Regions from separate parts of the Homo sapiens genome. Here all the other regions are linked to region 1. The links are chromatin contacts, found by Hi-C or POLR2A ChIA-PET in ENCODE. All regions are on one chromosome and are shown on one strand. Each heading gives the region's core, a stretch centred on a gene start or an enhancer-like site at or near the end of the contact. The rest is flanking DNA. Distances are from core to core; before and after follow the strand shown.

The links. Hi-C counts contacts between places; a loop is a spot of excess contacts on that map. ChIA-PET counts read pairs that join two places held with the same protein, here RNA polymerase II (POLR2A). Pooled maps may share reads with other maps.
Region 2: a loop to region 1 is called in a pooled map, with 2.2 times the contacts of the local background. The contact joins the enhancer-like site here to the promoter of LINC01599 in region 1. A Hi-C loop is called at or near these places in 3 of 50 pooled maps. POLR2A ChIA-PET finds 5 or more read pairs at or near these places in 13 of 52 experiments (A549, CD4-positive, alpha-beta memory T cell, GM12878 and 10 more).
Region 3: a loop to region 1 is called in a pooled map, with 4 times the contacts of the local background. The contact joins the enhancer-like site here to the promoter of LINC01599 in region 1. A Hi-C loop is called at or near these places in 6 of 50 pooled maps. POLR2A ChIA-PET finds 5 or more read pairs at or near these places in 8 of 52 experiments (B cell, CD4-positive, alpha-beta T cell, CD4-positive, alpha-beta memory T cell and 5 more).
Region 4: a loop to region 1 is called in a map of PC-9, with 4 times the contacts of the local background. The contact joins the enhancer-like site here to the promoter of LINC01599 in region 1. A Hi-C loop is called at or near these places in 3 of 168 maps with a recorded cell type or tissue (PC-3, PC-9 and mammary epithelial cell), 3 of 37 single-sample maps with no recorded cell type and 7 of 50 pooled maps. POLR2A ChIA-PET finds 5 or more read pairs at or near these places in 12 of 52 experiments (B cell, CD4-positive, alpha-beta T cell, CD4-positive, alpha-beta memory T cell and 9 more).

Annotation. Positions count from the first base shown.
Region 1 is chr14:50,103,461-50,106,713 of GRCh38, forward strand. LINC01599 (long intergenic non-protein coding RNA 1599) reads right to left here and starts at 1,583. Exons shown (of 9, transcript NR_131171.1): 1 at 1,537-1,583. It also overlaps a transcript of VCPKMT not described here.
Region 2 is chr14:49,910,242-49,913,494 of GRCh38, forward strand. No RefSeq gene overlaps it. Among named protein-coding and RNA genes, the nearest start is that of ARF6, 19 kb to the left of the region's middle. Within about 2 kb of position 1,555, at least 15 of the 41 ENCODE cell types and tissues checked have a DNase peak (open chromatin) inside an H3K27ac peak, as active enhancers do; they include Panc1, where a contact is called at or near this core.
Region 3 is chr14:49,928,848-49,932,100 of GRCh38, forward strand. All of the region lies in intron 4 of LOC100506446 (a long non-coding RNA gene), which reads right to left. Among named protein-coding and RNA genes, the nearest start is that of MIR6076, 36 kb to the right of the region's middle. RefSeq lists enhancers at 1,434-1,483, 3,067-3,253. Within about 2 kb of position 1,742, at least 3 of the 41 ENCODE cell types and tissues checked have a DNase peak (open chromatin) inside an H3K27ac peak, as active enhancers do; they include B cell, where a contact is called at or near this core.
Region 4 is chr14:49,949,466-49,952,718 of GRCh38, forward strand. All of the region lies in intron 2 of LOC100506446 (a long non-coding RNA gene), which reads right to left. Among named protein-coding and RNA genes, the nearest start is that of MIR6076, 15 kb to the right of the region's middle. Within about 2 kb of position 1,571, at least 11 of the 41 ENCODE cell types and tissues checked have a DNase peak (open chromatin) inside an H3K27ac peak, as active enhancers do; they include PC-3, PC-9 and mammary epithelial cell, where a contact is called at or near this core.

The DNA of each region.
Region 1 (3,253 bases), core at 333-2,832:
GCCTGCTACCCATCTGGTCTCAGGTTTAGCAAAGAACCGTGGAAGGAGGAATTGAGTAAGGGTCCAGGGCGGTGGAATGTTAATCCTGGAGCTCCAGCCAGCAAACCCAGGCTCCCATATTTAGAAACGAGGATTTGCTCTGTCCCTATTGGCCTTCGAATGCTCGTGGCAGTTGCTTTCAAACTGTAAAAATGAACAGTGAACAAAAATTTTCTTCCCCGTATCTTCTTTATTTTTCTAAGATTGTTATTTGTTTAAATAACAGTACATGTTGTGTAACAATGTTCTCAACTTCCTCCCATCCCAGCTGCCATTCCCACCGTGACTGGGCAGCAATGTTTACATGCATCCTATACTCTCAAAAAGGTGCCCAGATTTCACACTGCAACAGATAAAACTGACTTGCATTATGCATATTTTCCAAGTGCCCACCTGTAATTCCACCCCAACTACGGTCACATTTATTGAACACTTACTATGTGCCTAGTACCTAAGTACATTACATGTATTTGACTAATTTAATCTCCACAGCAACCTATAAGATATTATGATCTTTACCTTACATATGAGGAAACTGAGGCACACAGAGTTTAAGTAACTTCAAGGTCACACAGCTAGTAAGTGGCAGCACTGGGATTCAAACCCAGATAATCTGGTCTCAGAGCCTCTGTGCTGACACTGTTTTCAGAATGCACGTGAGCAAAATATTATCATGGAGATAATCTGCTGTACCATATTTTAGGTTTATCATTTGCAAATGATAGCATCTTGTCATTAATAATCAATGACTTAGAATGTATCTCACAGTTGATAGGGACTCACTAGATATTCACAGAACTTCACCAACACATAAGAACTTCAATGTCTTGAACAACCCCAAATATCTAATGGTTTAAACTTTAACTGGTGAAAATGCCTTGAGAATTTATTGCTTTCCTACCCAATATTATGGAAAGTAAAAACTTAGCTTTTCCATTAATTTTCAGTAAGATATCGTTGCAACAGTTTTCTTTTTCTGTATTTCTATTAGAGTGAAGGTCTTTATGGTATGAAAACTGAATATTCTCCTCTAACAATGTTTGTTATCAATGAATCAAAACTCTTTCAAATCCTGATGTTTCCTAAGAAAAAAGAAAACCCAGAAGTCAAATACCTGGCCTGTGCCTACAGGACTGTGGGAACCAAAGACACAGCTTCAGCCTTCAGAAGTAAGAACTACCACTTACTCTATTGAAAAAAAAAAAAAAAACTGCTTTGAAAAACTAATTAAAATGAGAAGTTTTAAGTGTCTCAGATGTAAAATCATGATTATGTGAAAGGTACTTTCAAGGTGAATTTTAATTTTCAGAACGTCACTTGAATTAATTTAGCCTCTTAAATATCTGTCTTCTTTTCACAGAAGATATCAATAGCAGAGAAAACATTTTATGAATTGTAGTAACGTAGCTTTTTGAATGATATTCAAAAGGCATATCAGAAAGAAACAGAAAGATAAACCAAATACAATTTTACAAGAAAAAAACTTGTTTTACTTACCCTGTGTTATCTTCTGAAAGTAACTCAAAAGGTAGGCTTTTTTTTTTAATCTAATTTCGTTCACCTTTAAAATGTGATTGCATTTCAAAGTAGATTCTATTTTAACAACTTCCTTTCTAGAAAACATTTAAAGACAAAGTCAAGCAATGCCATCTACAGGTGGCCTTTAGAACAACAGATGTTTCTATAACCCATACTCTTCTTTAAAATACCTATAATCTGTCATATCATATTTTGCATCATTTAACAAGGAAATTTTCAAGAAAGGTAAGAAAAAATTAAAAGATATGCTGTGTATAAAAAAATTCCCACTAACATTCTGGATTAATAGTTCTTACTTTAAAATAACCTAGGCCAGGTGCAGTGGCTCACGCACATAATCCCAACACTTTGGGAGGCTGAGGAGGGTGGATTGCTTGAGGTCAGGAGCTCCAGACCAGCTTGACCAACATGGTGAAACCCCATCTCTACTAAAAATACAAAAATTAGCTGGGTGTGGTGGCAGGTGCCTGTAATCCCAACTATTTCAGAGGCTGAGGCAGGAGAATCGCTTGAACCTGGGAGGCGGAGGTTGCAGTGAGCCAAGATCACACCATTGCACTCCAGCCTGGGTGACAGAGTGAGAGTCCGTCTCGAAACAAAACAAAACAACAAAAAACTAATTTCATTTCCAACTTCACCAAACATATGATCCATGGACCCTTGGTTATAAACTGTGGCAGATTAAAATGCAAAGTTATGCAACCTCAAAGATGTTTAAAGTTATAACTGGTGTACAGAAGAGACTCAAGTCATTGGAGACTGGACCTGCAACAATTTTTAACTGTTGAATCCCCCTTCCTTCTTGAGTAGCATCACCTTTGCCTTCTTGGCCAGATTCTCTAATTTTCAGATTATATTTATAGTCTATTTCCATTTCCAAAGTTCAGTCCTGTTTATTTTAAAACCTCCTATTTCATACAAGGTTCCACATCGGATTCCAAGTGGTTTTTTGTCCGTATGTACTAGGGGCCCACTCTATTCACAGATGGTTTGCTTTTTATATACTTTCTTCTTTCTTTGCTCTCTTCTCCTTGGGAAGTAGATGCTAAACGGATAAAAGAGGTTTCCTTGTTGCAGTGGTTCTCAATTTAAGGCAAACATTAAGACCATCTGGAACCCCTTAACAAAACTACTATGCCTCTGATTAAACTGGACTGGGATAGGGCCTGAACATGGGTTTTGTGTGCTTTTAATTTTCCACGTGCAGCCTGGTTTGAGAAACACTGCCTTACTATGGGGTTGCAACCCTTTCCCTAATTGGCTATAACTGCATTCTGATAAGTAGTTTCCGAGCTCCATTGTGCAGAGGCAACCCACACTTGCCCACAGGCCAAGGCATTGGCAGTCCCTTGGGATTTGGGAATTAGCTGTGTCCTGGCTGAGCCCCAGCTAGTGGCATCACCTTATCCATTGCACTTGCCTTTTAAACCACGTCGTCCCCTCCTTCATGTTGTTGCAGAAGTCTTCTAACCCTCAATTCATGCATCATTTCTCAGGCTGGCAGAGTGCATCTTCAATACCCCTCAGCCTTACAGTTCCCACATCACTCCTCTAATTCTGTCTCCATGCTTCGGAATCTGCTGCTGGTGGGTAAACACAAATCCAGCCAGAAAGAGAAATACTGGTCTCCCATACTTGCAAACATCTTGAATCTCTAGTTACTTCCTCAGGCCTT
Region 2 (3,253 bases), core at 305-2,804, 190 kb before region 1:
ATCATCCAGGCTGGAGGGCAGTCGCGGGATCTTTGTGGCTCTCTGCAACCTCCGCCTCCTGGGTTCAAGGGATTCTCCTGCCTTAGCCTCCTGAGTACCTTGGATTACAGGTGTGTGCCACCACACTTAGCTGATTTTTGTATTTTTAGTAGAGATGGGGTTTTGCCATGTTTGCCAGGCTGGTCTTGAACTCCTGACCTCAGGTGATCCACCTGCCTCAGCCTTCCAAAGCGCTGGGATTACAGGCATGAGACATTGTGTCCAGCCCTTCCTACCTTTTTTTTTTTTTTTTTTTTTGCAAGCATTTTTAGTTTCCTTTCTGACAGGATTGATTTGGGTAAAGAACATTGAATTTTGAGTCAATAGTCTCAAATAGATAGACCTATGTTTGAATTCCAACCCTGACCTCAATAGCTAAGTGACACTGGAAAATCTATCTCTTTGTCTCAGTTTTCCTGCTAAAAATCGGGATGGTAATGTTCACCCAGCAAGGCTTTATCACAAAAAGTGGTAACTTATGAGAAAGTCCCTATCTGGCATGGTAAGCACTCAAGAGAAATTAGTTCTATTTTCCTTCTTCCCTCTAGTTTAATAATTTAAAAAATTAAATCATGCAGCCATAAAAAAGAATGAAATTATGTCCTTTGCAGCAACAAGGATGCAGTTGGAGGCCATTATCCTAAGCGAATTAACACAGAAACAGAAAACCTAATGCCGCACATTCTTACTTATAAGTGGGAGCTAAACACTGGGTACACACAGACACAAAGATGGGAACAGTAGGCATTGGGGATTCAAAAAGGCAGAAGAGAGGAAGGGGGGCCAGGTTTGAAGAACTACTTGTGTTCACTACTTGGATGATGGGATCATTAGAGGCCTAAACCTCAGCATCATGCAATATACCCATGTAACAAACCTGTGCCCGTACCCTCTGAATCTTGGATAAAAAAATAAAAGCAGGCCAGGAGCGGTGGCTCATCCCTATAATCCCAGCACTTTGGGAGGCTGAGGCGGGCGGATCACTTGAGGTCAGGAGTTCGAGCCCAGCCTGGCCAACATGATGATACCCCATCTCTACTAAAAATACAAAAATTAGCTGGGCACAGTGGTGGGCGCCTGTAGTCCCAGCTACTCGGGAGGCTGAGGCAGGAGAATCACCTGAACCCAGGAGGCCGATGTTGCAGTGAGCCAAGATTGCGCTGCTACACTCCAGCCTGGGTGACAGAGTGAGACTCCATCTCAAAAAAAAAAAAAAAAAAAAAAATATATATATATATATATATATATACACACACACACACACACACACACACACATACACATACACACACATACATATATTCAGTGAAAAAGATATTCTCAAGGTGATAAGAAACCAACTATTTGTTGTATTTTACCTTTTAATAGGTAACAATTGAGAACAGGCATTATTGATTCAAGAATGGTGTTAGTTTTTTTCCTTTAACTACACAAAATGTGTAGTCATCAATTCTTTGACTAAGAGGAAGGAGTGTCAAGAGGGAAGCCTGAAAAAATCTTGAAGTTTAAATGCTTTTGTCTAACTATCTGAGTCACTCCTCAGGGTGGAGTTTCTATGGCATGGCTCCCTGCCAGCATAATTTTGAGCTTTTAAGAGAGAGTAGTTGGGCCAACAAACACAGTAACCAAAATGACTACTCTGACACTGGAACCAGCTTTACATACAAATATTTTCTCTATTATCTCAGAAATAATCATGGAAATATACAAGCATTTCCTCTTCTGAACCATATTAATTTTCTAAGAATGAATGTATATTCAGCTACAAACATAATTGAAACAATTCCAGAGAACAAACAAGTGTGGGCCACTTACTCCTGGGGATGTGGCTGTTCTGCACAGCTTTGAGATGTAGGAGAAAAAAAGTATGACTTCCTTCTGTTTAATGATTGTTTAAGTGTGCTTTGATTACTGCAGAAAGCCTAAACCTACTTTTTAAAATTCCATGCAAATCTTGTTGAAGTGAATTCCAGTGACTAATATATTTGAGAAACTTTCTTGGAAAAAAGAATTACCAATGATATATTTAAACAACTGGTATTCATAATATAGAAATATAATTAGACTAATGTGTTCAGTATTTCAATGAAGCTTGATGTTCTTGATCATTAAAGACTTACTTTTCGGCCGGGCGTGGTGGCTCGCGCCTGTAATCCCAGCACTTTGGGAGGCCAAGGCGGGCGGATCACGAGGTCGGGAGATGGAGATCATCTTGCCTAAGAGGGTGAAACCCCGTCTCTACTAAAAATACAAAAAATTAGCTGGGCGTGGTGGCGGGCGCCTGTAGTCCCAGCTACTCGGGAGGCTGAGGCAGGAGAATGGCGTGAACCTGGGAGGCGGAGCTCGCAGTGAGCCGAGATAGCGCTACGGAGCGAGATTCTGTCTCCAAAAAAAAAAAAAAAAAAAAAAAAAAAAAAAAAAAAAAAAAAAAAAAAAAAACAAGACAAAAAAAGACTTATTTTTCTTTGTGAGGCCGAGGCAAGCAGATTGCTTGAGCCCAAGAATTCAAGACCAGCTTGGGCAACATAGTGAAACCGCATTTCTACAAAAAAATACAAATTTGCCGGGTATGGTGGTGCACACCTGTACTCCCAGCTACTCGGGAGGCTGAGACAGGAGGATCTCCCAAGCCGAGGTCAAGCCAAGAAAGTGCCACTGCACTCCGGCCTGGGCAACAGGGTGAGACCATATCTCAAAAAAAAAATAGGCCAGGTGCAGTGACTCACACCTGCAATGCCAGCATTTTGGGAGGCTGAGGCAGGCAGATCACTTGAGGTCAGGAGTTTGAGACCAGCCTGGCCAACATGGGGAAACCCCGTCTCTACTAAAAATATAAAAATTAGCCGGGCATGGTGGCGGAGCTGTAATCCCAGCTACTTGGGAGCCTGAGGCACGAGAATCGCTTGAACCTGGGAGGCGGATGTTGCAGTGAGCCGAGATCGCACCACTGCACTCCAGTCTGGGCGACAGAGCAAGACTGTCTCAAAAAAAAAATAATAATAATAAATAATAAATAAAAATAAAAAATAGGCTGGGCGCAGTGCCTCACTCCTGTAATCCCAGCACTTTGGGAGGCCGAGGCGGGCAGATAACCTGAGGTCAGGAATTCAAGACCAGCCTGGCCAACATGGCAAATCCCCGTCTCTAGCTAAAAATGCAAAAATTAGCCCAGTGCGGTGGTGTGCGCCTGTAATCCCAGCTACTCGGAAGGCTG
Region 3 (3,253 bases), core at 492-2,991, 170 kb before region 1:
TACATAAGTGTTAAAGCCTTTCTCCTCAGGGGGAATTTATGTCACACTTTTCAGAATTTACATAATATCTAATTTAAGCTGTTTTAAAGTAATCAGTTAATGACCTTTAATCTAGATATAACTTTATTTATTTATTTTTTTTGAGATGGAGTTTTGCTCTGTTGCCCAGGCTGGAGTACAGTGGCATGATCTCAGCTCACTGCAACCTCCACCTTGTGGGTTCAAGTGATTCTCCTGCCTCAGCCTTCCAAGTAGCTGGGACTACAGGCGTGTGCCACCACACCTGGCTAATTTTTGTACTTTTAGTAGAGTTTGGGTTTCACCATGTTGACCAGGCTGGTCTTGAACTCCTGGGTTCAAGTGATCCTACCACTTGGCCTCCCAAAGTGCTGGAATTATAGGCATGAGCCACTGCGCCCAGATCTTTTTAACTTTTAAAAGATTTAATTGACAAATAAATACTGTATATATTCAAAGTGTACAACACGATGATTTGGTTTGCATACACATTGTGTAATGATTTTATTTTTTCTTTTTCATTCACTTATTTCCTGAACTCCGGCAGCTTACGTTTTACCTCCTTTGGTCATCTCACCTTCTCTTCTTCAAGATATTACTTCTGTTTTATGATTGTTTTGTGGAAACAATTGCTTCATTACATTTTTTAAAAAATTTACAGCAAGAGACCGGGTGTGGTGGCTCACGCCTGTAATCCCAGCACTTTGGGAGGCTGAGGAGGGCGGATCACCTGAGGTCAGGAGTTCGAGACCAGCCTGACCAACATGATGAAACCCCGTTGCTACTAAAAATACAAAAATTAGCTGTGGCACATGCCTGTAATCCCAGCTACTTGGGAGGCTGAGGCAGGAGAATTGCTTGGACCTGAGAGGCAGAGGTTGCAGTGAGCTGAGATTGTGCCATTGCACTTCAGCCTGGGGAACATGAGCGAGACTCCATCTCAAAAAAAAAAAAAAAATTTGCAGCAAAATGTTCAAAATTTTAATCTGCTCTGAGGTAATGTTTTCTTTTCTTTTTTCTTTTTTTTTTTTTTGAGACGCAGTCTCATTCTGTCACCCAGGCTGGTGTGTTGTGGCATGATCTCGGGTTACTGCAACCTCTGCCTCCTGGGCTCAAGTGATTCTCGTGCCTTAGCCTCCCAAGTAGCTGGGTGTGCCACCACACCCGCTAATTTTTCTATTTTTAGTAGAGACAGGGTTTCATCATGTTGCTCAGGCTGGTCTCGAACTCCTAACCTCAGGTGATCCCCCTTCCTCACCCTCCCAAAGTGCTGGGATTACAGGCGTGAGCCACTGAGCCTGGCCTGAGGTAATGTTTTCATGGTGATTATTCATCAGCATTTGTTTTTCTGTTTCTTTTTCATTTCCTTTTTTTTTTTTTGAAGCAGAGTCTCGCTCTGTCACCCAGGCTGGAGTGCAGTGGCACCATCTCAGCTCACTGCAATCTCCACCTCCCAGGTTCAAGTGATTCTCCTGCCTCAGCCTCCCAAGCAGCTGGGATTACTGGCACGCACCACCGTGCCCAGCTACTTTTTGTATTTTTAGTAGAGACAGGGTTTCGCCATGTTGGTCAGGCTGGTCTTGAACTCCTGACCTCAGGTGATCTGCCCACCTTGGCCTCTCAATGTGCTGGGATTACAGGCGCGAGCCACTGCACCCGGCCTAATTTTTGTTTTTTTAGTAGAGACAAGGTTTCACCATGTTGACCAGACTGGTCAACCACTCAAACTCCTGACCTCAAGTGATCTGCCCGCCTTGGCCTCCCAAAGTGCTGGGATTACAGGCATGAGCCACAGCGCTCAGCCTCTTTTTCATTTTCTTCCTTAAATCTTTTTTGGTTCTTTTTTGACTGTTCATCTTTGAATGAAGTGAATTTTCTTAGCTCAACTATTTACAGGAGATTTGTGTTGTGAAGGGGTCAGGGACATCTTCTGTATCAGTGGGAATTTTTCTTTTGATCCAGGGTTTTGCATATGAGATACTTTAGCCTTTTCTTCTTCGCAGGCAATGAAGACAGGCAGCTGCACAGCTGTGCACAGTGGGATCTCTTCTCACTTCTCATGAACATGTGGCTTCCTGTGAATATGACTTGTGTGTGGAGTTCTAATTTAGTCCCAATTTCTCTGCTACTCAAAATCAAAATGGGTCCAGAGAAACTGGTGCTACCAGCCTACCCACCTGTGTTAGTCAGTTGGAACTGCCGTAACAAAATACAACAAACTCAGTGGCTTAAAACATCAGGAATTTATTTTCTCACAGTTCTGAAGGCTAGAAGTGTGAAATCAAGGGGTCTGAGGGTTGGTCCTTCTTGAGGCTCTGAAGGAGAGTGTGCTCCATGCCTCTCTCCTCGCTGCTGGTGGTAGCCCTGGCATTCCTTGGTTTGTAGACGCATCACTACAATCTCTGTCTCCGTCTTTGAATGCTGGTCTCCTTTCTATGTCCGTGTCTACATTTTCCTCTTTTTTTTTTTTTGGAGACAGGGTCTTACTCTGTCACCCAGGCTGGAGTGCAGTGGCACAATCTCGGCTCACTGCAACCTCCACCTCCTGGGTTCAAGTGATTCTCCAGCCTCCGCCTCCCAAGTAGCTGGGATTACAGGTGTGCACCACCATGCCAGGCTAATTTTTTTGTATTTTTAGTAGAGATGGGGTTTCACAATGTTGGCCAGGCTGGTCTTGAACTCCTGACCTCAAATGATCCGCCTGCCTTGGCCTCCCAAAGTGCTGGGATTGCAGGTGTGAGCCACTGAACCCTGCCATTTTCCTCTTCTTATAAGGACACCAGTCGTTGTATTAGGACCCATCCTAATCTAGTATAACCTCACCCTAAGGATTACATCTACAGAGACCCTATTTCCAAATATGGTCACATTCACAGGTACCAGGGGTTAGGACTTTCACATATCTTCTGGGTGGGGGGTCACAAATCCATAACACTGCCTTCTTCCCATTGTTGCACAAATGGGGCTATTACTTTTTTTTTTTTTAACTTCAGTATACACATCTCACTGGGTGAGCTATTAAGCTCTTACTGAGCTCTTCTGGGGCCCACTCTCGGCCTCCTGTTGTGCCTTTCCTCACAAGCCTTTGCTTTTGGTACCCCTTACACTTATTTTACAGTTATTTTGTTTTACCTGTCTTAATTTTTTTTTAAATTGAGATAGGATTTTCATTCTGGTCTCTTGTGTCCTTTGTTTTGGGAGATGATTTCTGAGGGATGATGGAATTACCAACTTT
Region 4 (3,253 bases), core at 321-2,820, 150 kb before region 1:
GCGACAGAGCGAGACTCCATCTCAAAAAAAAAAAAAAAAAAAAATTAGCTGGGTGTGGTGGCACATGCCTGTAGTCCCAGCTATCTGGGAAGCTGATATGGGAGGGTCGCTTGAGCCCAGGAGGTTGAAGCTGCAGTGAGCCAAGATTGCGCCACTGAACTCAAGAGTGATGAGACTCTGTCTCATAAAATAAATAAATAAATAAATAAATAATGGAAAAAGAAAAAATGTAAGTTGGGAGATAGAAAAATGGTGAGAGAGTTATCCTGATGCCCTCTTCTTTCTCAATGAAGCAAAAGGCTGGGTCACCGCCTGAGTGTGAAAGGAGTTTGGGAGCATCTTTAGAAATTAAAATATATGATGCACCTAGCTTTTGTGGACCCCATATATTACATTTCTTTTTTTTTTTTTTAGACAGAGTCTTGCTCTGTTACCCAAGCTGGAGTGCAGTGGCACGATCTCGGCTCACTGCAAACTTGCCTCCTGGGTGCAAGCAATTTTCGTGCTTCAGCCTCCTGAGTAGCTGGGGTTACAGGCGCCCTCCACCATGCCCAGCTAATTTTTGTATTTTTTAGTAGAGACGGGGTTTCACCATGTTGGCCAGGCTGGTCTTGAATCTTGACCTCAGGTGATCCGCCGGCCTCGGCCTCCCAAAATGTTGGGATACATTTCCATTTTGGAATCTAAGTCATTTTTCACTTTCTTCTGAACCCAAGAAACATAACGTGTAAGAGCCAACAGCTTATACCAAAAGTCATGCAAATGCTAAGGTCTCAGTCCTGCTTGGAAAACTCACCCTGGGAATTTCTGACCAGCTAAGAGTTTGCCTTCAGATGTGTCTCTTGGTCTAATATAGTAAATCTATGCCAACCTATGCAGGTTTTATTGATGTGAAGATTGATGGCTGAGTAATTTATACCTTAACTAACCTGATAAGTTGACTCACTCTTTGAGAATGTTGTATCTTCTATGGAGAGAGAGTGAGAACTCCTTGGGGTAGGGAGGTCCCCTGAGAACTGTTAGTGTTCCTGATGTAATAATATGTCTGAAAGCCTTTTATTATGGAGTGAGTGTGACAGTTAAGGAACGGAAAGAAAGAAATGTGAGTCACACAAAATCCCCATTCCAAGTTCTGTAGCCATTGTCAATCATATTCAGGAAAATGTTGTAAGGAACTTAAATATTATATACTCTATTTATATTTTATATAATCTTTATAAATGCTATATACTTTAGCTTCACCTCTGATGGAAAAAGAGACATATGTGTAGTTTCACTTTCCTCTTCTATTTTATTATGCTTGCACTAAATGAGGCAGAAACACCTTAGCAGAGTGATTGGCCATGAGGGAGGGGACATGGGAGGGGATGTCGGCTTCTGCAGTGCAGAGGAGCCCTCAGAATTTAAAATTTTGCTCTATTTTCCTTTGAGATGTCTTACCTTTGCCCCAGGTTTCCCATTTCAGAGCATAATGTGGAGCAGGCTCACCCTACACGGGCACAGAATTCTGCAGGAGCTTGCCTGTTCTTGTCCTGGCTCCACACCGCTCCTCAGGGTTGGGTACAAAGTAGCTTTCCAAACCTCAGGTATGACCAGCCAGAACCTGTTTATTGCTGGCCACTGGCCAACTTTGAGGGCACTGGTACTGTGGCTCCCAAGATCCTGCTAATGGGCATGTTCAGTTACACACAGGCTGGGGATGGCCAACAGTAGTACAGCCTGGAGGATTTTGCACTTCCTTTGGCTGAACTAACAACATGAGACCCTTAAATACAGATCAAGCTAAGTGAAAAAGTTAAGGAAAATTAAAACAAGAAGCATTGGAAAGATTTTGCCTTTACTTAAAATTCCCCAACATTTTCCTTTTAAAAGAAAATTAGCTAACCAGCTTTTAGTGGTCATTTATGGCTTATAAATACTTTCTAAGACTTTGTGTCACTTCCTGTTGCACAAATGGCAGGTTGGAATGTGCCCTTAGATCTCACCTAGTATTTCCCTTTCCAGAGCATCTGTCTCCTCTATCATTCCTGGATCCTGAAAAACCTCCAGAAGAAAGGAGATGCTTTTGCGAGACACAGATCCCAAGGCTCCCCCTACTCCAGTGCTACCAGATGTAAGAGAAGACCCCTTTCCTGCCTGGACCTATGCCACAGGCTGTATCTGTTCACCACACTCATCACCCAAAGCTGGAGAAGCAGCAAGGAGCAATCACAGATGTGGGGTGATGTGTCCCCACCATTGTCATGATCCTTTGGACGTATCTTCCTCCTGTACACTTGAGCAGATTTGGAGACAGTCTATGAACATGTTTTTTTCCCCTGTTTTTATCAAGTGTTCTCTGTTTTCTACTGAATCTTCAAACACAGCTTGTGTCTTATTTTCTGTTGGATGTATCGAGAATAGTATTTTCCCACTTCTGAAGAGCTTAAAAAATAGGCCATACTTCTGTTTTTCTGAGAATGTAGTTCTGCCTATAAGTGGGGAGATGAAAATAGCCTTCTAAATCTGTGGTCCTTAAGTTTATCTTCCCTCTTAACTTCACCAGGGAGCCAACAGCACCCATGTGCCTCAGGGTGGAGGTAAGAGTGAGAGATGAAGTGCAAAAGGTTGTTCAAACTTAAGTGCCTGGCAAGTCTTTTGGTCCCTGAGCCTGGGGAATTGCTATAGAAATCTAATCAGAGAAAGCAATCCAGGGCCAATGGGCAGGGCCAAGTACTGGGCAGGAATCAGGGTCATGGGTTACAAATTCATTTGAGAGTGAAATTATGAGCTTGCATAAAACTTTTATAGGGCTTGATCCTGGGAAATAGGTGAGTACCTTTACAAGGTAGTTAACTGAAAGCTGGAGTTTTCAAGACTTTAACGCTTTTTTCTTCTCCTTAAGTGGTTGGGAATGTGGTGGACATTTGTTAAGTGTGTTTATTTTTTGTTCAGCTTCCCTTCTTCCAATCACAGTTTTGGTGTGACACAGTATTCTACATTGTGTTCACGGCCAACCCCCTCCCTCTATTCAGGGACCTCCAGGGAATGGTGCAGGACTCAAGCTCAGCCAGTCAGAGCCTCCTTTCTGGACCTTGAATATCAAGGGAAGAAGCAGAGGGTGAAAAATAGTTCAGAGGACGCTAGTGGTGGCAGTGTCATCTGTGGGCAGCAGTGAGGTGCTGGCAGGGGCAGACTGTCCTGTGGAATGACCTGGGCCATGCTCCTCCGTGCCCATTCTCTCTTGGTTTCCAGCCATTTTCCTGATCCTTGT